Regions from separate parts of the Mus musculus genome. Here regions 1 and 3 are each linked to region 2. The links are chromatin loops, found by intact Hi-C in ENCODE. Cell type or tissue: gastrocnemius. All regions are shown on one strand.

Region 1 (8,000 bases), 250 kb after region 2:
CACGGTTAACAGTTAAGTACATTTAAATAATGTATAGGAGGCCACACCACGGCAGCACTGATAACTAGATAATCATCCAACTAGGAACCAGCCAACAATGACTGTCTAAATATTTAAAATACAACTCTTGCTTAATCATCCTTTCATGATCACCTTCTGGGAGGGGTGGGGAGGGGGAGCCTGCTGGTCTCATGGAAATATATTAAGGCCAAATCTTCTGGTATTCGTTCCCAGAGGTTTCTTTTAACTGGATTAAGCCTCCAATTCCAAGGCAAGCCCAAGTTTGTGGCCTCCAGCATTAAAGCTCTTCCCGTCTACCAGAGCAGATAGTGTAAGCTTCACACCAGGCCTCAGAGTCTGAGTATAGCCCACTCCAATTAAACTAGAGTTGTTGACCTTTGCAGAGATAGAGGCAGTAGGATCCAACCGGTATTTAGCTGCAATGCCAAAACGAGTGCAGTTGGTACCTGATGTCCAAACAAGGTTTACTGAAGTGTCAAAATCTTCACATACTATCTGATAAATTGATCCTCCAAATTCTGTCCCATTATTTACATTTGTGTGTAGCTGGAAGTCCCCAGTCCTGTAGCCGACTGCAAAGTTACTCCTTGTCAGCTTTGACTTGGCACTGACAAAGTCATTTGGTACCCAGCAAGCCAGCCCTCGTAACCAAAGACAGCTGATCCATGGATGGCAGGTCCAGCAAAATCAAAGTCAACATCACAGCCAAGGTTTATACACTCCCTCTTGTAAGCAGACTTGATTTTACCACTTTTCTTTCCTGTGTTCGGTGAAAAGGTGGTGTCAGAAGTCAGTTTCAAACCTTGACAAATCTGGTCTTGAATTGCAATCTCTGTCCTCAGACTGTTATCCGTGTTCCATTTCTCTGTGAAAGTCAGACCATACTCACACCATTTGTACTTGGTCTCCAAGGTCCCGCTAACTTTACCAGTGTCTGTATTAGATGAGCCAGACGTTGAAAATTCCACACTGCTGCATGACCTCGTCTTCACATCCAGCTTCACCAACCCAAAGCCAAATCCTTTGTTGAAGAATGTCTCTGGCAACATTGCCGAGGTCAGCATACAGTGGAGGGATACACATCAGCCGTGGGCATACCGGTACACAGCACTCAGCCCTGATGAAGTCGCGGGGAAAAGGTGATCTGCGGGTGTCCTGAGGGGCACTGCCGCCACCGCTCGGCTCGCAGCTGAGGCCACTCCGCTATCTGGAAGTTGTGCTGCCTGTTCTTTAACTTTTAAAAAAATATGGAATAAAATTGTGAAATTTTATTTGCCTTCTAATAAAATATCTACTCTGGTTCTGAGTTAGCTTTGGTTATTTTCCTCATTATGGCTCGTGTTTCCCAATTCCTTCTATACCTAGTAAGCTTTGTTTTAATGATAAGGATTGCCAGCATTTGCTTGCTGGGTGGTGGGAAACTCTTTCTCCTCTTATTTCTGATCTATGCTTTGGGGTGAAGTTTTGTCACTTGGAAGGAGTTATATCTTACTAGGAATCACATTTATTATTTGCTGGGCAGGTCTCTATTAGTAACTGGCCAAATTATTATCCACCCCTTGGGAAAACTTTCTAAGTATTTACTTTATGCTTTGCAAAGTAAGAATCTTTTAGTCTGGATTTTAGAAATTAATAGCATTCCTGGACCCACATGAGAGCCTAGGACTGTGCTTTTAAATCATTTTAGTTATGTTTCACTTTAAGGTAGTTCCTTGCACAAATACAATGACCATCAGAAGTCTAAGTTCTCAGGCGAGATGCTCCCACTGGTCGCCATGGCTGTCCCCCAGGGAGCTCTTACTCTTTGTCACTTAGCCCTACAAACTCCAACATGGTCCCCCGAGCTCTTGGTACCAGTTCCTTGACTTAGCGAGCCCATCAAATTCTGTCCAGGTCCCTCCGTTACACTATTGATGTTCTGTCATTATTAGCTTTGCCCTTAATGCTCTCAGAAATATTTGGATCAGACAGATTCTTATACTTGCAGCATGATCAACAGTCAGAATAGCATCGTGACAACATTCCCCAATGTCCCCAGAGTGACATGATGAGAAGCAGATGTGAAAAACTGTTTTCTGTGAGCAACAGGCTCACCAGTAGGTAAAGGACACAAAAAGCCATTCTCTGCTTGTGTGCAAAAGACAAAGGCGGTTCCTTCTTTTTCCTATTTCTGAGAGAACCCCCTTGGAAATGCCTTAGCGTAACCTCCTGGAATGTAAATAAATCTCCCCAGAGAAAAGATAATCCCAGTGTCTCGAATTTTACAACTCCGAGATGCCTTCAAGATCCAGGACTCCTCCCCTCTGAAGATATAAACACATATCTCTGGAGTTAGGTAAATCCCTCTGGAGTTTCCGTCATCCATTGAGTTATAAATTAGTGTCTAAGATTTTCCCCCCCAGGTTGGATCCAAGGTTCAGTCATATTTATTCAGGATGCCCTAGTGTAAAGAAATACAAATGCTTTCTCTGTAGTCTCACAATTCTCCCTGGGCTCTGGCCTGGAAACCCTCAAAAGAAGCTACGGTGCTTGGGTCTCGGCTGCTGAGTTCCCTATTATTCAGGGTCGTTGTCCTTGGTTGTCTCGTGTCCAGGGTCTTACACACTGTTTTCCTTTTCTGTGGTGTGACTGGTTATCCGAGGTAAAGAGGAAATCTACTTCACGTTACTCCATCGTTGGTGGAAGCCAAAGTCCTCCATTGCTTCGCATCTGTTTGCCCTTGATTTTCCCTTCATTTGGCTCAGCCTTCATCTAGGTCCTTCGGCGTCTACCCATGCAGGTTCACATCTGCCACAGTTCAGATGGCTAACATGTCTGTTTTTTGTGACTTTCCCATACACACTGCTGAGTGTAGGGGCTCTGCCTAATAAACACTCAGAAGCCTATTTCTCATACAACCTTGTTCTGGCTCAGTACTCCTCTCTGCTCCAGGTTTTCTTGATTGCTCCTGAAGAGACATAAGCCACACAGACAGACCATGAGGTGAAGAAAGCTGGGTACCAGATCTCTAGCAAAAAATGTTTTCACTCCTATGAAGGAAAATAGTGGGGGGAAATCGCATAATCCCCCAATTATGGCTTCAGTTACACTTATTTGACAGTCAAAATGTTAACCTTGGGAAAATAGAGTAGCTTGTCCAAGATTGCTTGGTCAGACAGTAGATGGAGCTTGAAGATTCTTATGGGACAATAGAAGGAAGGTTTGTGGGTCCTGAAGGGCATAAGAACTCCACAGGAAGACCAGCAGAGTCAACTAACCTGGACCCTTGGGGCTCTCCAGCAGCCAACCAACCAACCAAAAAACATACACGGGCTGGACCTAGGCCTCCCCACTCATGTGTAACAGATGTACAGCTTGGTCTTCAGGTGGGTCCCAAGCAACTGAAATGGGGGCTAGCCCAAAAGCTCTTGCCTGTGTGTGGGATGTTCTACCACCTGGGCTGCCTTGTCTGGCCTCAGTGGGAGAGAAAGTGCCTAGCCTCAAGGTGACTTGAAGTACCAGGGTGTGGCGGGTGTGTGTGTGTGTGTGTGTGTGTGTGTGTGTGTGTGTGTGTGTAATACCCGAGGGAGTGGGCATCAGCTCAGAGGAGAGGGGGACAGGGAGGGGGAAGGATTGTGGGAGGGAATGACCAGGAGCGGGGCAGTGAGCAGGATGTAAAGTGAATGAGAAAAAAAATAAATTAAATTAAAAAAAAAGATTGCTTGAGATTGCAGAAGTAAAAGTAAGAACCATGATATCTTAGCTAGTATGTATTTTTTAAAACAAAATCATCTTATTTAACTAATTTATAACTCCTCCACAAAAGCCTAGCTCTGTGTTTTTTTTTAATCTGTATGTAATAAAGTTGATTCAAAACAATTCACATTGAATAGAGTTGAATTGAATTGAATTCAGTTATAGAAAGTGAAGAGAAAGGTTATCGCTGACATTCCAGTGATGAGGGGGTTGATGTGACCTTAGCTACAATTTCTTCATGGAGAAGTAAATTGTCTGCATAGAGATTCTCAGGACAGCGTCAGTAATCCATATCCATGTATTCCCTCCTCTGACTTGCCACTGAACTCACAAGTATTTCACCGATGATCACGTAATTCCAGATTTGTTTCCTCTTGGAAAGCAAAGCAAGATATTGAGGCTCCCAATAAATATCAATTAGTGACTGTGATGGAGGTTGCTGGATGGTTTTCTTCCTCCTAATTGCTGTGGGAGACCCTTGGCAACCGTGAGTGCCCGGATTGAAAGCCTTGAGAAAACCTACTTCAAATCTTGACGTGGTTAATTAGCACTGCCAGGTGTTGCCATTGTGTCCCAGTTCCAGACGCTTTGTGATCATTAGCACATATTCAGGGGCACGGGGACAGATACAGTTTCCTCTGTGAGTCTTTGATGCATTATGCCAGGCTGAAATGAGACGTGTCAGGACAGCACGTCTCTGGGTCACCCTCCTGGCCTCCCCTTCCATCAGATGGAAAAAGAGAGCAGGCTCATTCAAGCGGACTTCCAATATCCGTGTTAGAGAATGTTCCTTCCGCTTGCAGAACAACAATTATGGCAACATGAAGGAAGACCCGCACATTAGTGTCTGGTTTCACATTCTCCACACATGAGCACACACTCCTGAGGACAGAAATCCTAGATGATACTAAACAAACTTGTGGATAAGTCTTTATACATGGATTTTTAAATGTCCTGCCTCTGTAGAAGCTAAGTACTTTGGGGTACGTGTTACCTTTCCTGAACTTAATCCTTGACCAGACTTCTGTCACCCTTCCCAATTACCATAGGGGAATGTGCACATGAGCCTGGGGTCCAGACTCCTACTTGCATGTAAGCACATGTATGCAGGTGTATAAACACACATATACACACACGTATACACACATGTGCCCTACATGATCTTTAAGACTCTAAGAAGCCAGATTGTCCAGTGAGTGAAGATGACACCTGACGAATGTGTCTAGTGTTCTCTTAGCCTTCCCAAATCACCAGGGCAAAACGTCTTACAAACAAAACTACCAAGAAATCAGGCTCCTTGCTATAGCTTATTCACCCTGATCTTAGACGTTTTTACAGAGGCTCATCCTAGCCATGGCTTCTAAACTCCACCAGTGTTTTTTAAAGCTCCAAGCCCAGTAAGTTTTTTACCCAGCAATCTGGCCTCCCACTAATGACATAATCCCCACCCTTTCTGCCTTTCCTCTTTAAACCAAGAGCCAGACCCTCTTCCAACACATTGTCCTTCAAGGTGTTATAAATCACAGCTTTGTCACCTCATAATCACACAAATGACCCTCAGATGTGACCTTTTAACATATCTGCCAGGCAAGAGGGATATTCTGAGCTATGAGGAAAGGAGCTTGGAAGTTGGAGGGAACGGTGCCCTTCAGTCCATAGTGGGGACCTGGCTAGATGTTTTTTTTCAGGAGCAGGGTTCTATAAGCTGATTGACAAACATAAATCACAAATTTCAAAAGGATCTGAGCAAAGAAAATATAGAAAATCAGAGGTGGACCACTACATTCAATTTGGGCAGATGAACTGCTCCTAAATAGAATTCACTCCTTTGCTAGAGAAACGAAGTCCAGGCTATCTTCCCCTACTCTTCTGTCCCCAGACAGGAGTTTACGGATAACCTTAGAATCTGGAGACCATCCCTTCCTCTTCCCAAAAATGAATGGAAGAGACGTCAAAAAGCTGAGTTCTGAGTCATAACCATCGTGCATCTGGCAATGTAAATAGTCGACTAACCTTTCTGAGCCGTGGGCTCTCATTTACAAAATGGAGATAATGATGCCTTTATTCATGAGGTGCTGTGTGTAGCCCTCTGTGAACTCTGAAAGGTTACATAAATAAGAGGAGCCTTCAGTATAATGATCCAGGCACATTTCCAAACCGCCAAAGTTAATGTCAAAACCTTAGGAACCATGTGCTAGTGAGTTACGGTGGGGGAAGATAATCCTGCTAGCCTGAGGAAGAATACTTCTCGCCATCCTAAGAAGACAAGAAGAGTCTTCGTGCGCAGAGACACATCCTGATCATGCCCCATCACTGCTTTGAAGAGTACAGTCCCTGGCGTGGTTTACTGGCTGAACTGAAGAAAATAATTATGGCCAGAAATGAAATAGAAATAGACTTTTTTTTTTCAATATAGCATCCAACCTTGCAGAAATGCCTGAGGTGGGAGGGTGGAAACTGGGATAAGGAAGAGGAAAGAGGGAGGGAGGGAGGGAGGGAGGGGGGGAGGGAGGGAAAGAAAGAGGAAAGGGAGAGGGGGTTAGACAAGAAAATGCAGAGAGAGAGAGAGACAGGGACAGAGACAGACAGACAGACAGACAGACAGACAGACAGACAGACAGACAGAGATGCTTTACTCTCCTCTAACCTAACCCTGCACCTCGGGTAAAGTAGCTGTTATTATGATTGCTTTCATTTTCCCGCCAGGCTTATGGTCTGTGGAATTTGCCCAAGGTGGTGTTAATAACATGGACAGTAACCCAGATTTGAACTCACACTCCTAGCATGCCTTTTCGATTCCTTCTTTTACTATCTAGATTAAAACTAATCTTTCCAGATGTGCGACAAATCTCCAGTCTTTCGTAGGTTTCTGAGACGTGGGGTGTCGGAGGCTTCTACACTCTCTACTGAGGCTCCAGCTGGCTCTGACCTGCTGATTAAGGAAACCCAGGGCTGATTAGTTGGGGAGAGGTAAAGCCAAATTGTATTCAAAGACAATATCAGCAGGCGCAAGTAAACAGTATAGGCAAGCGGCAGGGTACTGGGGTCAGCGCACAAACGCTTGTGAGAACAATACTTACACATAGTAGGTCTGGTTAAACTGAGTGGTGGACTGTCTTCAATCGGATACGGAGGACCGCAGCAGTTAAATCAGACTCCCAGGCACTAAAATCCCACAGACAGAGCCTAATTGAAAATCCCAGAGGAGCCCAATCGAGTTTGGTCAAGGAAAGCCTGTCACACTCATAACATTCCTCTTGGGACTTCAACCTCAGAGCAGCCCCAGCCTGCCCAGAAATTCCAGTCAGAGATTTCTTTTTTAGATTTCAGAGATACTTAGAAGCGACTTAAGTTTAAATTTAAGCAGTTTTGTTTCCCAAGGACCGTGAACGGTTTCTCCAACGTTGGGTCCTGCCTCTACCTCCCACCGTGTAACCCCGTGCGTCCTCACCCATCCTGTCTCCTCTTTCTCCGATTGCCACTTCCTCTTCTCACCGGAAATGCTCCTGAAATGTTCCACATCCTTTATCTCTGCAGTCCCTGTCGTCCTTGTCTTTCAGGCGCTCACCTTACCCCAGGTGATTCATCTAACAGATTTTCCTGATCAAAGACGGTTCCCTCCCTAAGTGAAGTTCAAGTACAAGCTCTTAAGCTATGAACTTTTTCACATCGCTAGCCGTGCCTTTAATACGTGTTTATTCCCCAGAGGTAAAATGACAAAGTGGCAAACCATGAAACTGCAGAGGTGTCTGTGATCACGTGAACTCTGGCACGGCTAAACCACTCAAGACTAATTAGCACTGGAAATCGCAAACCCGGAGCTCTGTGATTATTATCAGATTTGCATAACTCATCATAATCTATTATAAATTCATTATAACAGGAGGTCTGTTCTCTTCCTCTCCCACCCCCGCCAAAACATTAAAATATTCTGCTTTGGAGAAGAGAAAACAAGCCAGTGACATGACAGTATGTGATGTTTATGGAAAACTACCTTCTTCACCCAGATACTCTGACAGCTACTCAGGCCAGAGATATCCAGCACAAAGCAAATTCACTCCAAATGCCAAGACCAGCTGCTTTACCGGAGCCTTGATGGTTTGTAGATATTTGTTTTATATTCCCCATCAATCCCTTGTTCCCAGTGTGTTCCCCACTCTCTTGACACATTTTTAGAATCGTGATCTATATTTGTACATTAACTTTTTTCATTTTCCCACCGCTACCAATTTTATGCATGAAGC
Region 2 (8,000 bases):
ACAAGATACTGGTCCTCTCAGAAATGCTAGGGGTGCTCTGTAACCAGCAGAACCAATGTTCAGTGATGGTTCGTTATAGAACCAGCTAAACAAACACACCTGAAGTGGGAATTTCTGGTTTTGTTGGAGACTCAGTTGTGTCATGTGACATTTTTCTGGAGACTGTCTTATGAGAGGAGATTTTGCTGAAGCAGACATATGAACAGACACGTGGTGTTTTTCTAGATGCTGCCTGGTGAAAAAGCATGTGATGTTTGGAAAGAGTATAACTTGTCATGACTTTGTAGAGAGAAATACAGCAAAGAACTTCTGGTGGTATTCCACTATTTTGTCACTGCTGTGGACTGGTGCTGGTTGGTGAAGGCTCAGAGTTTCCTCTGAATCGGAGCTGCTACTGCTGATTCGTGTTTGGTGTTTTGCTGGTAGACTGGACTACTGACAATAAAGATTGGAATCACCTCAAAGAACTACTTCTAAACAGGTCCACAACCCCTGTTTCCTAGTAACCTTTCTTTTTTCTCTACCTCTGGTGGGTGGTGGGCTGGAAGGGAGGTGGTTGAAGTGTTAGAGAACTATAATTAAAGTAGGTTTTGAAAAATCTAAGCCTACAAACCTGTGCCATTTCTATGCTACCTTGCTTTCATCTATAACAAACAGCAAAACTATATTTAACCAGAGAATTGTTTTTAATAAATATATTCATGGATTATGATTAGTAAATGTTTGATTTATGTTATATATGTGGGGTCACATAAAACTTTCTTTGGAAGAAAAAAAAAGAATTTTGAGCCATGCTATAGACAAAGTAATATAGTGTCACTTCTTAGCATAACGTTTAAATGGTGCACCTAATCTTTTCCCTTCTCTCCTCCCCATCTTACTAAGTATGTGAGCAGATGTTCATATACTGGTATAACACAGGGTCCCTGACAAGCCTGTCACTAACCTGACTTAGTAACCTGGAGCTGCAGGAAACTTGGATGATAAATTACCTGTTACTGCCTATCGTTTACTTGTTTCAGCAGTAGAACTTAGTCTACCCCGGATATTACAAAAAATCTATTTCCACAGCCAACCTTAAGGTCTAGTGAACAGCAAACATGCTTTGATTAAATTGATCAATTTAAGTTTTAATTAGCCACCAAAATGAACGATTTTAATAAAAGAAATTATTTCAGCTCAATTCCAATACAATTAAAATCCTTGGCAATCATAACCGGTTAGCATGTGGGAATCAGCCAAGCATCACCACAGCAAGGTTAGAGGGCACAGGCTTTGCACACTAGAGAGAAGTTTGTTGTATTTCAAATGGGTAAATTTTTCTGTAATGTCATCTTCAAAAACCTTTAGATCTGCCAGAGTCACTAACTTAAATCAGTTTGTATAAAGAGACCAGTGACCTTAGATGAAATGCTTGACAGTGGGGAGAGAGAACTTGTAGAGCCCACCTCCAACAGAAAGACTGGCCATCAAGTAAAGAATGGAATTGCTATCCCACAGTCAAAACTCTGACCCATAATTGTTTCTGTCTGAAAGAACTGCAGGGATGGAAATGGAGAGGAGCCTGAGGAAAAGAAGGTCCATTGACAGGCCTAAAATGGGATCCAGCTCAGGGGGAGGTCCCAAGGCCTGGCACTACTAAGACTATGGAGTGCTCACAAAAAGGGACCTATTATGAGTGCCCTCTGAAAGGCGCACCAAGCAGCTAAAAGAGTCAGATGCAGATATTTGCATCCAACCAATGGACAGAAGCTGCTGACCCCTATGGTTGAATTAGGGAAAGCCTGGAAGAAGTTGAGAAGGAGGGCGACCCTGTAGGAAGACCAGCAGTCTCAACTAACCTGGACCCCTGAGATCTCTCAGACACTGGACCACCAACTAGGCAGCATACATGAGCTGATATGAGGGACCCAACATGTATACAGCAGAGGACTGTATGCACCTAACTCTCAAGAGACTGGAGGCCCCAGGGAGTTTAGAGATCTGGTGGAGGGGAGGGGGAGGTGGTGACATCCTCCTGGAGACAGGGGGATGGGGAGGAGGTATGGGATGGGGCACAGTCAGAGGGTGGGCTGGGAGGGGAATAAAAAAAATTAAATAAACTTTTTTTTTAAAAATTAAAAAGAAGAGCACCAGCCTTAAAGAGTGTCACTACCAAGCTCTATCCATGTGTGGTTGCAGACTCTGTGACAAGCAAAGCCCAGATGTCCACAAGCTTCCTAATCACACAGGTTGGCTAGACACGGGAAGGACATGAGGCCAGAAGGCTTCCGGGAATGTGTTTAAGACTCTGCGTCTGCCAGTTCTTCTAACCAGGGAAGCAGGAGAGGCAGTTCAGCTTTTGCTTGCAGTATCGTTTGCTTCCTATACCGACAGGAATCAGTACATGTATAGAGAAGAAGGACAATTATGAGCCCAGTGTAGTCTATTGCGAAAGTACTGCCAAGATCTGGGAGTGGTGCTGGCGAGGTGAGGCTGAGAATTGGCCTGGCTGCTGCTAAAGTGATGAACCCAGGCTGAGAGAGAGCGGGTCCTGTTACAAGATGGAAGACGACACACCAAACGACAGGAAAACAGTTCTGCAGAGCTGCTGAGGGCACCAAATGTTCCAATGCCTTAGGAAGGGTCCCTTTTCTCTTACAACTGTCAGCTCTAGTGACCAGGGGCCACCAGGTTCAGACTGCACCAAGCTGAAGGATGTGGCATGCAGCCCGTATGAGGACTATGAATGTCTGAGGTGCAGGGGGCGCAAAAAGAATGAAATGAAAGGCCAGGTCTGACTCCACTTTGGAGAAGCCCTGATCTTTGGGGAGGCATTCAATATGGAGAAGGAGCCCCCGGTGAAAAAGATCTGATTACCCTTCCCTAACTATAAGGCCTGGGCAAGCACTTAAACTTAAAGTTACTTCCTACCCAGAAAATGAGGATACTTGCCTGTATGAGGATACTACGGGAAGTAAATGACTTGGGTAGTATGTGAATGTACATTGTCCAACACATAGCCTATTGCCATTTCTCAGAAATTATTGTTATCTGTTATTATTGTTTATTAGCACTAATTATTATTACATAAAACTTATTTTATTATTATTATTACATTGTTTTCATAGGCCTGATGTACAAACAATTCTTACAAACTATATGAACATGACACATTCCTTAATTTCTAATGCCTTTGATTTCTTACCTGGGAAATAGTAAGGTTTATGTCTCTGGGTTAGTAGAAGGAACTTTAGCATAGTAACTAATCAGACGGCTGGTTCAGTTATCTGGGGATCATATATATCACCTGATAGTGGTATTTCTTCTGGCTAGGAAGTTGAATAGGCACCAGGAAGTGCGGTGAGAGTTTAATGTACACAGAAGGCTGTTTGCAGAAATGAAGGGAAAAGGTCTTCATCCCATACTTGGAAAGAAATGTGTTGATTCTCTGAGGTGACCTCGAGGTCGCCTCTCTAAGGGTAAGGAGTTTTCATAAGCGACCTAACGGCAGGGACCCACTCACACTTTGTTTTGCCTTAGCTTCCAGGACAGTGCAAAGCTCCCTGAGCTGTGGCTGAATCCACTAAAAGCTCAAGTCTAGCTCCCGCTGTCCAGCAGAGGCCGCTCTGGGCCGGGACTCCTGGGACCTGTGCGCCAGGAGAGAGAAGGCCAGGGGGTGGCCCTGTCCTCGCAGGAGGGCCGGGTGGGAGGGGTTTGGCGACGGCGCAGGCGGGCCCTGGGCTCAGGCAGCTGGGATGGAGCAGAAGTGCGCCTGGCGCCGCAGGGCACACAGCTGACTCTCCGCGCCACCTCCACTTCGCCTTGCGCCGCCAGACACCGAAGCTGCCTGGACTCGTCGCGCCTGGCGTCCCCGCTCCTCCCGTAGCCCACCCGGTCCGAAGAGGAGCTGCCGGTGCCCCGAAGCACTTGGTCAGACCCAGGAAACTCTTCTCTAGTCGCATCCAGCTCGGTACCGAGCACCAGAGTAATATGGTCTGCAAGGTGCTCATCGCCCTCTGCATCTTCACCGCAGGTACTTGGCGCGGTCCTAGGAAGAGCGGGGCATGGGGGAGGCAGCACAGGGTCCGGCTGATGGGAAGAGGGGCGACACCAAGAAATAAGCCACCACTGGAGGGTGGTAGGTCTGCAGGGGTGTGCGCACTTAGATTTGAGGTGTGCGGTTTTGGCAGTCCTGGAAGGGAGGGACGTCTGGGTCTTTGCTGTGGCATCCTGGGCCCCCCACAAATTCGTTCTCTGTGAAACAGGTGGCCGGCTAGCTGGCGCCTTAGAACACAGAATTCCGCACGGAGAGGAAAGGTTTCTGTGGTTTCTCCTTTGCTGGGGTCTCCGGGGAGCACCTGCTACAGCCCCAGACATCACTTCTTGCCAGTGGTTTGTCCGGACGTGGGATACAGAGGCCAGGCAGGGGTCCGACAAAGCTGCTGCTAGGAGGGCTTCATCATGGAGTGCGCTCAACCCGACTGGTTAGCGCTCTGGGACTTAGAGGTCTCTGGAACTCCGGGCGTCCCTTTTACTTAGGCTCAGGGATGATGCGGCACAAACAAGTCACAGGGGCAGCGGCCCAGGTTAGGGTCAAGCTTATGATCATTGTTTGAAGATTGCAGGTCTACTGTGGCCAAGAGCCTTCCAAAACTGTGGCCCTCTGTATGAAACTAGTAACTTGGGTAAAAGTAGGATACACACCCCCTTTTGCCCCATCCGGGTCTGTCTATCTATCTCACCCGGGTCTAGGGACTACTTGCAACCACGACCTTGGGCATTCAAGCCAAGCCGACCCGCGGGCTGCAGAGATGAAACCAGGCACCACCTTCTGGAGTTGGGTACCTAGGTTTTTGTCCAGGAAGAACGTAGCCCAATAAGGACTATGGATTCGGGACTATACTCGGGGTCTGAGGGTGGGCGGGGGAGAGTAACCCAAGAGAGTAGTCCGGTCTGTTTATCCAAGAATGCCCCGAAGCCTCCTAGTACAAGCTGATTGGAGATTCAAGCTTTAGTCCGTGTGTTTCCCCTCTTGAATTGCCTGGGTTCCTGTAAATGTGCCTCCCCACCCCCACTCAAGGAAAGTCACAACTCCTTGAAAAGAAGCTAGAAGCTTCCCTGGGGCTCTCAGAGGATAAGACAGTTTATGGGAAAGTTTCCCAGCTGAGCCAATAGCCTGATGGTGTTTTCCCTACATGCTAATGTCTGAGAGAACCTTTCTGCTCCGGGATCTGCAAGGTCTGGAGACCTGCCTGCGGATCTTTCTGGAACATTCGGCTTCCGTGGCGCAGCCCTCTTGAGAGAGGAGCCCTTAGATATGAAAGTGCAATAGCCTTCTCAGCTGGATTGCTGCCAAAGGTAGTTCCCTGGTCCTCAAAGGATAGATGTTTACAAACGGATGCGGAAGGGAACCCATTCAGGAAGCCTAGAAAACATGCACTTGGCTAATGGATAGATTTTGTTTGCTGAATTGATTTTGCCCCTTTATCCATTTATTTATGTATTTATGTATGTATTTATTTATTTCCTTAATATTTTTGAACATCTCTGTTCAAAATCAAAAGCTGGCAAATCAAAAGCAAAAACGGATTAATCCTAACAAGAAGCTCGAATAAGATGATTTACTGACTAGCTGACTGACTGATTGATTGATTGATTGATTGATTGACTGATTGGCGCATGCTTGATTGGTTGATTCTCTAGTCTTACTGTTCAGCTGTTTTCTGCTGAGAGACAAGCATTGCTCAATCCCCTCCCCCAGAGCCAGGTGGCTGCTGTTTCAGAGACTGGTTGAGCAGCCCCAGCTCTGTGCCCTCCAGGCTTCTAAGTGGGAGCAGAGCCATCAGGGTCATAGGCTGCTGTGGCCGAGGAAGACTTACTGCCTCTTTTTCACTACTTATGCACATTGCTGTCCCATACAGGGAGACAAGAGGCTGAGAGCAGCTTTCTCTGAAGTTTGTGAATTTGAATGAATATTTCCGTGGACAGTTTGTTAATAAAGCTGCTTACCATAAATAGGCTGGAAAATCATGTAAAAATTATCATAAATAGCTCCTGAGAGTCTCTGCATTCCAAAGTAAAGGATTTTCAGGCTGACATATTTTTTTTCTAGAAGGCTCTGGATAACAGCAGGCACGTTCTGGCAGCTTGTAGTGGGGCTCTCATGGCAAGCTATTCACCAGAGGATGCCCCCCTCCCACCCCCACCCTGCCGCCCCTGTTTTCTTTTCTCTCCAGCGTTAGAAGATTCAGAAAGAGTTGAGCAAACCCCTGAAACTGACCGTTGATTGGGCCAGAGACAGTGTTATAGCAAGGCTTTAATTTTTAGCTTAACAGATCCTCGTTTGTATGCATAGTGTCGTCGTCCAGTGCATACAATGGGCATTTAAAGATATGCGTGCCTTATCTGCAGCCTTGACAGGAGGCAGCTCAACATTTGTCCCCTGATTTACCTTACCTGGGATATACAGGAGTACCACATGTGAATTAAAGTCCAGTCCTGAGTCTCCAAGGTTTGGCCAAAGAACTATCTACACAGGGAGGAAGGCGGGAGACTGCCATGTGACTAGTATTCTGTCCCAAAAGGCTCCTCTCTGCATTTGCTTTAGCTCACTCCACTGTCATGGCTGCCCCTTGAAGCTGGGTGACCCCATCCAAAAATAATAATAAAGGCTTAAATATATGAGGTATATAGATAGATACATTCAAATGTTTTTTTTAACACACTTAAGAAAACAAAAGAAATTCATTATGTAAGAACAAACAGTCCCCTATGTATAAGAAGCCAGTGGTCTGACTTGTCCTGCTCTGGGTCTGCACTGCTTACCCTAGCCCTGGATCAGGAAGGCAACAATGCACCCCATTCCCAGACACTCTGAAACACTTATTGGTCCTCTGGTAAACAAGACCAGGAGAGCTAGAGGTATAGTCTGTAATATCTCTCTCTCTCTCTCTTTCTCTGTCTCTCTCTGTGTGTCTCTGTCTCTTTCTCTCTGCCTCTCTCTGTCTCTCTATCTCTGTCTCTCTGTCTCTCTGTCTGTCTCTGCCTCTGTCTCTGTCTGTCTCTGCCTCTGTCTCTCTGTCTCTTTGTCTCTCTCTGTCTGTCTCTGTCTCTCTCTGTCTGTCTCTGTCTCTCTCTGTCTTTCTGTCTGTCTTTCTCTCTGTCTCTGTCTCTGCGTGTGCATGTGCGCGTGCGTGCGTGCGTGCGTGCGTTCGTGTGTGTGTGTGTGTGTGTGTGTGTGTGTGTGTGTGTGTGTGTGTGTGTGTTCTGGATCCATCAGCCCTCTTCTCTGGATGACTAATGTCAGATAATGCTCTTTGTCCACACAAGTCCTCATGTGGGTCAGTTTGGCAGCTGTATTACAAAGATATTGAAAATGGAGCCTCCTTTCCAGGAAGGTTTGTGAGAGATACAAGGGAGAGTTGCTTGCGTCCCTTTCACCTGAAATCTGGTCACAGTGAAAGACGGGGCATCTTCCTGTTTATGAAGAGACCTGAAAATCACAAGCTCTTTATGTTGTCCTGTGGCACAAAGATTTTGTGGGAAGCAGGTAGACTCTGCAGCCTGACTATTTACAGAACCTACCTTTGTTCAGGGCAAGTCCTTAACCACCTGTTACCTCCTTATATTTAAAATTAGGGGAGGGGATCCCCTTGTAAGGTGGAGGCAAATGTTAACTGCCTGAGCCTACCTACAAGCATCCAGCGCTGGGGACATGAAAACGCTCGGTAATGTTAGCCCTCGCTCCTATTAACCTTAATAAAGATAACAATATTCAGCACTGAACATACAGGTCACCCCCTCCGAAGGCAGAGCTGATGTGTTTGCACTTGAACTATGCAGATCACAGACTGCCACTAACGTGCTAAGGCTGACTGTTCCAGCAAACTCAGTATGCAAACTGGGAAGACAGTCAACTGAGCCACTTAAATGCCTAATTTAAAAAGGTTAAGAATGCCTTAGTTCAGACATAGCACAGTGATGAGGGGGGAGGCGCGGGGGGGGGGGTTACAATTAAA
Region 3 (8,000 bases), 89 kb after region 2:
CTAGCTGCAGAATAACTAGTTGGAAAATGGAGGGTAGCCCATCATCAATCAACCCATCAGCTTTGTCAGGAAAGATTCTAAAGTCTCATCACTCGGGAGTTGAGTCTCGACTATTGTGCTGGGAACATATGTAAGTGACGCTGAGTTGAGGATATGCCTGCTTGCTCAATCCTAGGAAAAACAGTATTGTCTATAACAGATGGTGTTTTTTACAGTGTCTTTCATTCATGGTTAGATGGATGACCTTCAAGGAGTAGACCATTGGCCTAAAGACGATGGCAAATTTTATGCTAAAATGAAAACATCTCACAAAGTCCGTGGAAGTGACCTATCATACACTGTGTAGCACATTTCCATACAGAGACAGTATGGAACAACTCTGAGGCAGGCTGCAGGGATACAGATGATGGTGCAAACCCCACCATCAGACTGTCTGGTTCGGCTCTCTCCAGTGCCTGTTGCTATATGAGGGACTCTGGGGTAAGAGTCTGAACATCCCTGAACACCATCTTCAAGATGAAGGCACACATGGAACTGTACCTATTCAGTAAGATGCTTATTAGCATGAAATATGATCGCTGAACCGTTGTTCTTCTAATAAGTTAGCAGTAAATTATGTCAGCTGATATTATTATGGTTGGACCCTTAATTTGGGGGGAGGGGGTGGCTACTGCTAGCTCAGATGCTTGTAGACAGTTTTCTTAGCTTGAAGACTGTTTATAAACCGCTTAAAGACTCCCAAAGGGACACTTACAGTGAGTGCTGGGTAATAAAAGCGCGTGGAAGTACCTGCGATCCGGACAATATAGAGAATGATAACCCAAATCGTGTGATAGAGAATCACTGCTCCCCTCGGAAACAGTGACACTTTCACTTGGGAAACTGAAAGGAATGGGGCTGAAATGCAGCTGAGCAGAGCAGTCTCGGGCCGAAGGGAAGCAAGCAGTGAGCTACAAGAGAAAACCCTGGTCCTGGGGCCCGAGGAGGCCGAACAGGAAGGAGCTGTACCCTCCCCTGACTTGCATCCCAGTTGGGAAATTAGTTTTCTTTCCAGAGACCCGAGTCTGGGAAACTTTAAACTTGGTAAATACAGTGTCTGAAAGCAGGCCTATGGGACCCGGGTGATTAATTACATGGGGAACAAGAATGAATTTAACTAATGGTTCTTAGGAGATTGCTGACTCCTTGGGATTACTGTAATTATGTTGATGTCATTGGCCTCAAAGCTGTTGGGACAAGTGACCTGAGACAAATGACCTGAAACAGTAATAATTAAAAACAATAAACAAGTGCATTACTTAGCAAAAGGGGAGAATTCTGCCCACCCCCAACCCCTGCAGGCAATATTCAAAGAGATGAGCTGGGAGTTTGAGACACCCAAGCTGGTCCCTAATAACCCTCATTCCCTGCAGACTGGGTGTGGAGCTAACCCTCTGGTCAACTGAACGTGAGCTGTGCTCCCGACAGCCCTGGAGTTGCTCTGTGGCGATCAGCTTAGACAGCGCTATGCTCTGAGAACAGTGGATCAGCAAGACCATTGCTATTCTCGGAAGCCCCAGGTAGCTCGAGTTACAAATGTCAAAAGTGAGCTGAGACTGAGCGATCGAAACAGGTAGTTAAAATAAGTTCCAAGCAAGAAGGAGGTCTCATTTATCTTGGAAAAAGACTGTAATTGTAAGTGAAGTGAAGAAACTTTAAAACCATAGTAACAGAGAGCCGCCCAGAATGGTTTCATTAATTGCAAGCCTGAGCTCCAGTGAGTGCAGGGCTGTGTTCCCATGAGAGAATGAGGCTGGAAGGAAAGAGCGTGAATCTGGAGTTCATGCTTTTCGGCATCCTATCCAAGATTAACATTTCTGCTACTGGTTTTTAGCTGTATGCTTTATGCAGAACAGTGTTTGTTTATTATTTATCGGGATGGTATATGTGTGTGTATATGTATGTTTGTGTATGTGTGTGTGTGTGTCAGTGTGTGTGTATTGTGTATGTGTGTATGAATGTGTATGTGTGTGTGAGAGTGCATGTGTGAGTGTGTGTGTGAATGTGTATGTGTGTATGTGTGAGTGCATGTGTGAGTGTGTGTGTGAATGTGTATGTGTGTGTGTGTGAGTGCGTGTGTGAGTGTGTGTGTATGTGTGTGTGTGTGTATGTGAGTGAGGAAACTAGAGGTCAGAGTCAGTTCTCTTTCTCAGTCACTCTCCATGACTTTTCAAGACATGGTCTTGCACTGAAGCTGACGACTACCTACTTGGCTTCAGTGGTTACCAGTGAACCAGGGATGCACCCATCTTCTGCTTCTCTGGCACTGAGATTACAGGTGTGCCCAGCTGTTTAATGTGGATGCTGGGAATCCACACTCAAGTCTTCCTCGTGAGGCCATGCCTTAACTGACTGAGCCGTCTCCCTGCCCAGAACAGAACTTTTAGGAAAACTACTCTCCGAACCAGATCCCCAAATGATGTGAAGTGTGAAAGTACAGTTGTGACCCGGGCCTCCAGGCTGAAGCCAATCTGCCCTCTTGCCCAGTTCGCCAGCAGTTGGGTAAGAGTAGAAAGGAGGGACAACACTCCAGATAGATAACAGTTGCCTAGTTTGGATCAGTTGGCTTCGTACCCTGTGTCTGAGCAGATGACAGAGTAAACCAATGATTTAAAGGTTTGGAAAGAGTCTGGTGGAGAAAAGGAAGAGACAAACTTAGGTTGTATTCATTAAAACACTTCTATTGATTTTCATGCAAATCATATGATGATAAGGAACTGTCTTCCTTATAGCATAAGTACTAACAAAGTGGGATTAAAAGCAGCTCTGAAGCTGGGGAGATGAATCAGTTGGTACAGCACTTGTGCACAAGCATGAGGACCTGAGTTCAAACCCAAGCACTCACCTAAAACAAAGGGCACGGGGGTACATGTTTGTAATCTCAGTGCTAGAAAGGAAGAGACAAGCAGTCCCTAGGGCTCACTGGCCAGCTAGCCTCATCTAATTATTGCACCTCAGATCCAAGTGAGAAGAGACTGTCTCACAAAGCAAGGTGGACACCTCCTGAGGAGCCATACCCAAAGTTGTCCTCTGACTTCCACATGCATACATGAGCAGACGCGCACACACATATACATATGAACATGCACATGTCTCCATACCTGCTCTGAAATTAGTTTTTAATTAATTAATAATAAATTAGCTATGTTTCAGAATAAATCAGAATTATTTGGTGAATTACTTACTTTAGGCCTAGACAAATCAATGAACCTGGCTTGGTATTTCTGGCTTTCAGGGACTTCCAATCAAGAGCAGGCAAGACCTGTGAACTTGAATCATCAGCATAGCATACATCTCATGGTGATATCTTGGATATAAATATGCAAACATGTATAACTACCCACAGCTAAAGATATCAACTACACCAAAGTAAAAGAAAATATCTAGAAAATGGGGTTCAAGATAGTTCTATCCTTTGAGAGGACTTCTGGTGGGGATTATATTTAAAAAGTTTCTTGATAAACAAACAAAACAAACAAACAACAACCAAAAAAAAAAAAAAAAACTGTGTGCCTCTTCCCAGAATGCTCCTGGGGTTCCCACACCTGTCTAGCACCATTAAGATCAAATACCACCCCTTCAGAATTCTCTGAGACTTTTTCCTGGGCATATAGAACTTTTCACAACCTCTTTTAATTTCCATTGTGCCTTCTTATGGGTTCTGCGGTGGTATAAATATGCTTGGCCCATGGGAAGTGGCACTATTAGGAGGTGTGGCCTTGTTAGAATAGATGCAGCCTTGTTGGAAGAGGTAAGTCACTGAGTAGGTGAGCTCTGAGGACTGCTAATGCTCAAGCTCCAGGTTTCTCCTGGCTACCTTTGGGTCAAGATGTAGAACTCTCAGTTCCTTCTCCATCACCATGTCTCCCTGGACACTGCCATGCTTCCTGCCATGATGACAGTGGACTGAACCTCTGAACCTGTAAGCCAGCCCCAATTAATTGTTGTTTTTTATAAGAACTGCCTTGGTCATGGTGTCTTCTCACAGCAAAGGAAACAAAAACTAAGACAGCTCCATTTCTGTGAATCATGTGACCTTGGTAAAGTCACACCACCTCCTAGTTCATGAAGTAAAGAGATTAGCTATGCAGATATCAGTTTAACCCCTCTCCCTTTGTGCTAGTTCACAAAACAATTCTGTGTATTCTTCTCTGGCTCTAGAGGCAGAAGGCAAGGATTTGATCCTTTTTAGATAAGACATTGGGTCAGGGTGCTTCTGTCTCCAGCCTGTTGCTGACCCAGAAATGTTAGCTGTCTGTTCTTCCCTAGCTAGCTTCTACCACACACCTTCATTGCTGTCTCTCCAAATCCTGCTCACCCAGAGAAATGATTCATTCTCTTCTCAAAACTTGTTCCAATTTTTCTAGACCCACTTGTCTGCTAGAGGTAGAAATACAAAGTTTGGCATTGCCTACCTCCCTATCTGCCAATCCAAACCTGGACTCTCCTGTGTGACTCCCAGACACTTATGCTTGTCTCTGCAAGCCACTGGCTTGATGTCTCTGTATTCCACATTCCTAGATCAAGAGGAAATCAAGAGTCAATCCAAAATGGCTCTGTGAGACCAAGGAGTTCATTCAATACAGCCTTCCAAGCTTGTAAAACCAGTGCCAAGAACCCTCTTATTTTTAACTTGCTATCCTGTGACTTGTGGCTGCGTCCTTTTAATTCTCTTCCTAAAACACACACATCACCACCAAAGAAATGCCAGTTACCATACATGCAGGCTTATTTACTATCGAGATATTACTGAGCTTTGACTCATCTTCATAGTGTCTATAGGCAGACCCAGACTACTGCACAGTCCTGAATTGCACTGTGATTCTTGAGAGCCAACAGAGAGCAGACAAGATGTCCAGAGCAAAGGCTGTGACTTGGCACAGCTCTATAGCCAAGGTGGCAGGAACAGTAGCAAGCAGTGTAGATGCCAAGCCAGCATGTCCTGTAGCTGGCCCTTCTGGTGATCAACATATTGTGGGGCCTTACACCTCTGTCCTCAGTTTCTCTATCTGTAAAATGGAGATAGCAAAAGTATTTAGTTTACAGAGTTCTTACGAGGGGTAAATATACTAAAATGCTGAAGCTTATGGACTTACGAGCAGAAAAGCATTAGTTGCTATTGTTTGTACTATTGTTGTTTCTTACTGTTATTATCATTGTTATTAAGAAGAAGGATGTCACTTCTGTAAAGATGAAGAGCCTACCGTAATGAATGGAAATTCAGACACATGCGGTTCTGGAACTAAACCCTTCCCCCCAACACATTCCCAGACAGACACTCTGAAAGAGAGAGAACTCAGGGCAAATTGTCCCTCTCTTCCTGATGACCTTGCCTGAAGGAGCTGCTGCACACTCTGGAGTGGCCACCTGTTCCTTTCTATTTCTTCCTGACTTTCTGAACCAGGAAGAAGGAAAGAAATCATGATAAGACTGAAGAGCCATTGAGAGAGTTGTTAGCAACATTTCTTAAATACGGCAGAAGTGTGTACATATACGCAGAACCTTGGTCAAGTGCTCACACATATTAACTAAACACTCTGTGTGGCTCACGTGTCAAACAAACAGTAGCCAAGCACTTATCTTTTCCTCATCCTCCGACACTCCTCCGTTGCCTGCTCTACTTGCTGTGTTCTCGAACAATGCTTGTAAAATCACTAGTCGAGTTTATTCACAGGATGCTTAGCTCTACCCTATCTGCCCCAGCATTCTCACTCTGGGTGCATTTGGCAAATATTCCCAGCAAAAAGCTCAAATGAAAGGCTCCTTTTGTATTTAATTGAGGTGGGGAGTTCTCTACTAAGAAGATTCTAAAAGTGGACACTTCTGAGCCAACTGATACAGGAGGCAGCAAGGACATTTGTAGAGCCCTTAAGTTTGAGACAACAGCTCACACATCTGTAGTTTAAAGGCATGGGGAGTGGGCACCCTTGAAATGTCAATTCCAGGACTGTCTCTGAGCATTGACAAACAGAGTAATGGCTGGCCAGCTCTGACCTGGGGCAGGTCCTTCTAGGAGTTTGCTACACAGCTCAATTCCTAGTCTAACCAGTTATTACTAAATTAACTTCCTTCCAGTCAACCTAGTAGGTCATTCATAGAGTGTCGCCATTAAATAGTGTGGAGGGTGAAAGTCTAGGGTGGTGGAGCAGAGACAGAGTCCTAGAGATAGGACTCCAGGATGAATAGGTGTGAAGCTTGTGTTCAAGAACTTTCTTAGTACAGTGACTGGGGTCAAAACTTCTGGTTATCATGATTCTTGTCAATAATGCAATTAGTGGTTCTACACTGAAGGACAGTGTTAAGAACCCACTGTGGGCTAGAGACTGCACCTGGTGCTCAAGGCTTACAAAGGATGGGAGGAGATTCAAGACGGATGTGATTAGAATTTGCCTAGGGTAGCTTAAAAACACAATCCAGTGTTAGAAAAAAAAAAAAAAAAAAAAAAAAAAAAGGAGACACGGAGATGCAAGAACATCCAGACACAAAGTCAGGTATTCAAATCATCTGGGAAAACTTCTCAAGAAGCATTGGTATGTAGTTATAAAGGAAAAAAAAAAAGAGGGTGGCAAAGGAACACGCCAAAAAGACAAGTCTGTGGAACAGGCTATAGGAAATAACTAGCACAGTAATGATTAAAAAGCACAGGGCAAGTGAAATAAGCCTGGGTGCAGATGTTAGCTCCATGATTTACCAACTGTAAAACTTTAATCAAGACCTCAACTGTTCTCACCCTCGACTTCCTCATCTATAAAATGTGTGTGTGTGTGTGTGTGTGTGTGTGTGTGTGTGTGTGTAAGTCTATTCGGCTTGTAAAGAGAGTTAAATGAGAGGTGTAACCTTCATGGTCAAGAGCTGGCCCAAAGTCACTGCCTGCAAAGGATAAGAGCTGTGAGCCCGTTTATTCTCATTCTGGGCCATTATGAAAGTCACAAACAGGGGACTCTGAGAAATCTCAGACTTTAGGGGTAGCAAGAAATTTAGGGAGGCTTTGGTGTTTGGCTCTTCAAGAGCCCCTTGGTTAGGCAGAACATGTTGGCACAGTGCAATATGCTGGCACAGGGGGATATCTTGAATCTTGGCTTACACAATATACAGATAAGTTTCTTCCAGTTCTCTTTTAAGGTCTGCCCATCCCAGAGCTTTATGGCATGAGTCACACCTGGTCTGAGAATAATGGGCCCTGAGGCGGAAGAACTAAAATGCCAGCAAACTTCCCCATAGCCCTTCCCAGGACAGCCCAGGAGGTCCTCTGCCTTCCCTGTAGGCAAAGCTATCCCTGAAACCACACCTTCTACCTTTTTCTTCTTCATGCCCCATCTTGGGAAAAAAAAAAAAGTGAGAACAAGATGAGAAGGGGAATTCCAGGTTAGTTTAAACAAAAGTCAGGGGGCACAGCATCTGTTTTCAGAATCTAGAAAAACAAAGGCTTTTAGTTGCCACAGAACACAGTGCTTGCTTTCTGGGGCTTAGAGGCTGATACACAGGCACGCACACTTGCATGAGCACACAAATCCCGGCAGTAGGTGGGGCTTCTCAGGCCAGACCTGACTGGACCCTGAGGCCACAGCTGCTAAGGGAAGGCTCAGAAAACAGGATCTTCTGGGCTCCAGCTGATAAAGATCTACTTCCAGAAGACTCCAGCTCCTGGGGTAAGAAGTGGAGCTGGGAAGGGTATTGTACTCCCTTTGAACAGCCAGTTGGTGACAGAAGAGTTCATGAAAAGGTCCCAAATTTCAGCACAAACTATGTTACCTCATACCCTTTGCCTCATACTGGTAGAACCAACCCTCTAAAGAACCATTTATCCAGCTTCCTCCAGAAGACTACCAGGTAAAATGTCACATTTAATCTCCATCTCTGATAATAAGGATGAGGTCACTTGTGGTCTGGGATAGGTAGCCTTTAAGACGCCCATGAGGAGACTGGAATAGCTCCTGGAGTTGGAGAGCCACCATGAGCCA

The links. Peaks named below come from ENCODE experiments on the same cell type or tissue, not always from the same donor. Only the 100,000 strongest peaks of a DNase experiment are listed, where the experiment ranks them.
Region 1: a loop joins it to region 2, with 2.5 times the contacts of the local background. A loop is called at or near these places in 3 of 42 quality-filtered maps.
Region 3: a loop joins it to region 2, with 3 times the contacts of the local background. A loop is called at or near these places in 2 of 42 quality-filtered maps.

The regions. Positions count from the first base shown.
Region 1 is chr5:91,760,441-91,768,440 of GRCm38, forward strand. 1700063O14Rik (RIKEN cDNA 1700063O14 gene) reads right to left here and starts at 6,860. Exons shown (of 3, transcript NR_045383.1): 1 at 6,837-6,860; 2 at 6,532-6,688; 3 at 5,802-6,112. It also overlaps the pseudogene Gm7832. In gastrocnemius, no CTCF peak of the experiment used is centred here; no DNase peak of the experiment used is centred here; H3K4me3 peaks cover 256 bases.
Region 2 is chr5:91,513,943-91,521,942 of GRCm38, forward strand. Parm1 (prostate androgen-regulated mucin-like protein 1) reads left to right here and starts at 3,758. Exons shown (of 4, transcript NM_145562.2): 1 at 3,758-4,015. The coding sequence starts at 3,973. In gastrocnemius, a CTCF peak has its summit at 3,604 (motif pointing right); DNase peaks (open chromatin) are centred at 3,688, 4,722, 5,287 and 5,766; H3K4me3 peaks cover 2,404 bases; H3K27ac peaks cover 2,351 bases.
Region 3 is chr5:91,602,499-91,610,498 of GRCm38, forward strand. All of the region lies in intron 2 of Parm1 (prostate androgen-regulated mucin-like protein 1), which reads left to right. Among named protein-coding and RNA genes, the nearest start is that of Parm1, 89 kb to the left of the region's middle. In gastrocnemius, no CTCF peak of the experiment used is centred here; a DNase peak (open chromatin) is centred at 4,940; H3K4me3 peaks cover 1,096 bases; H3K27ac peaks cover 6,956 bases.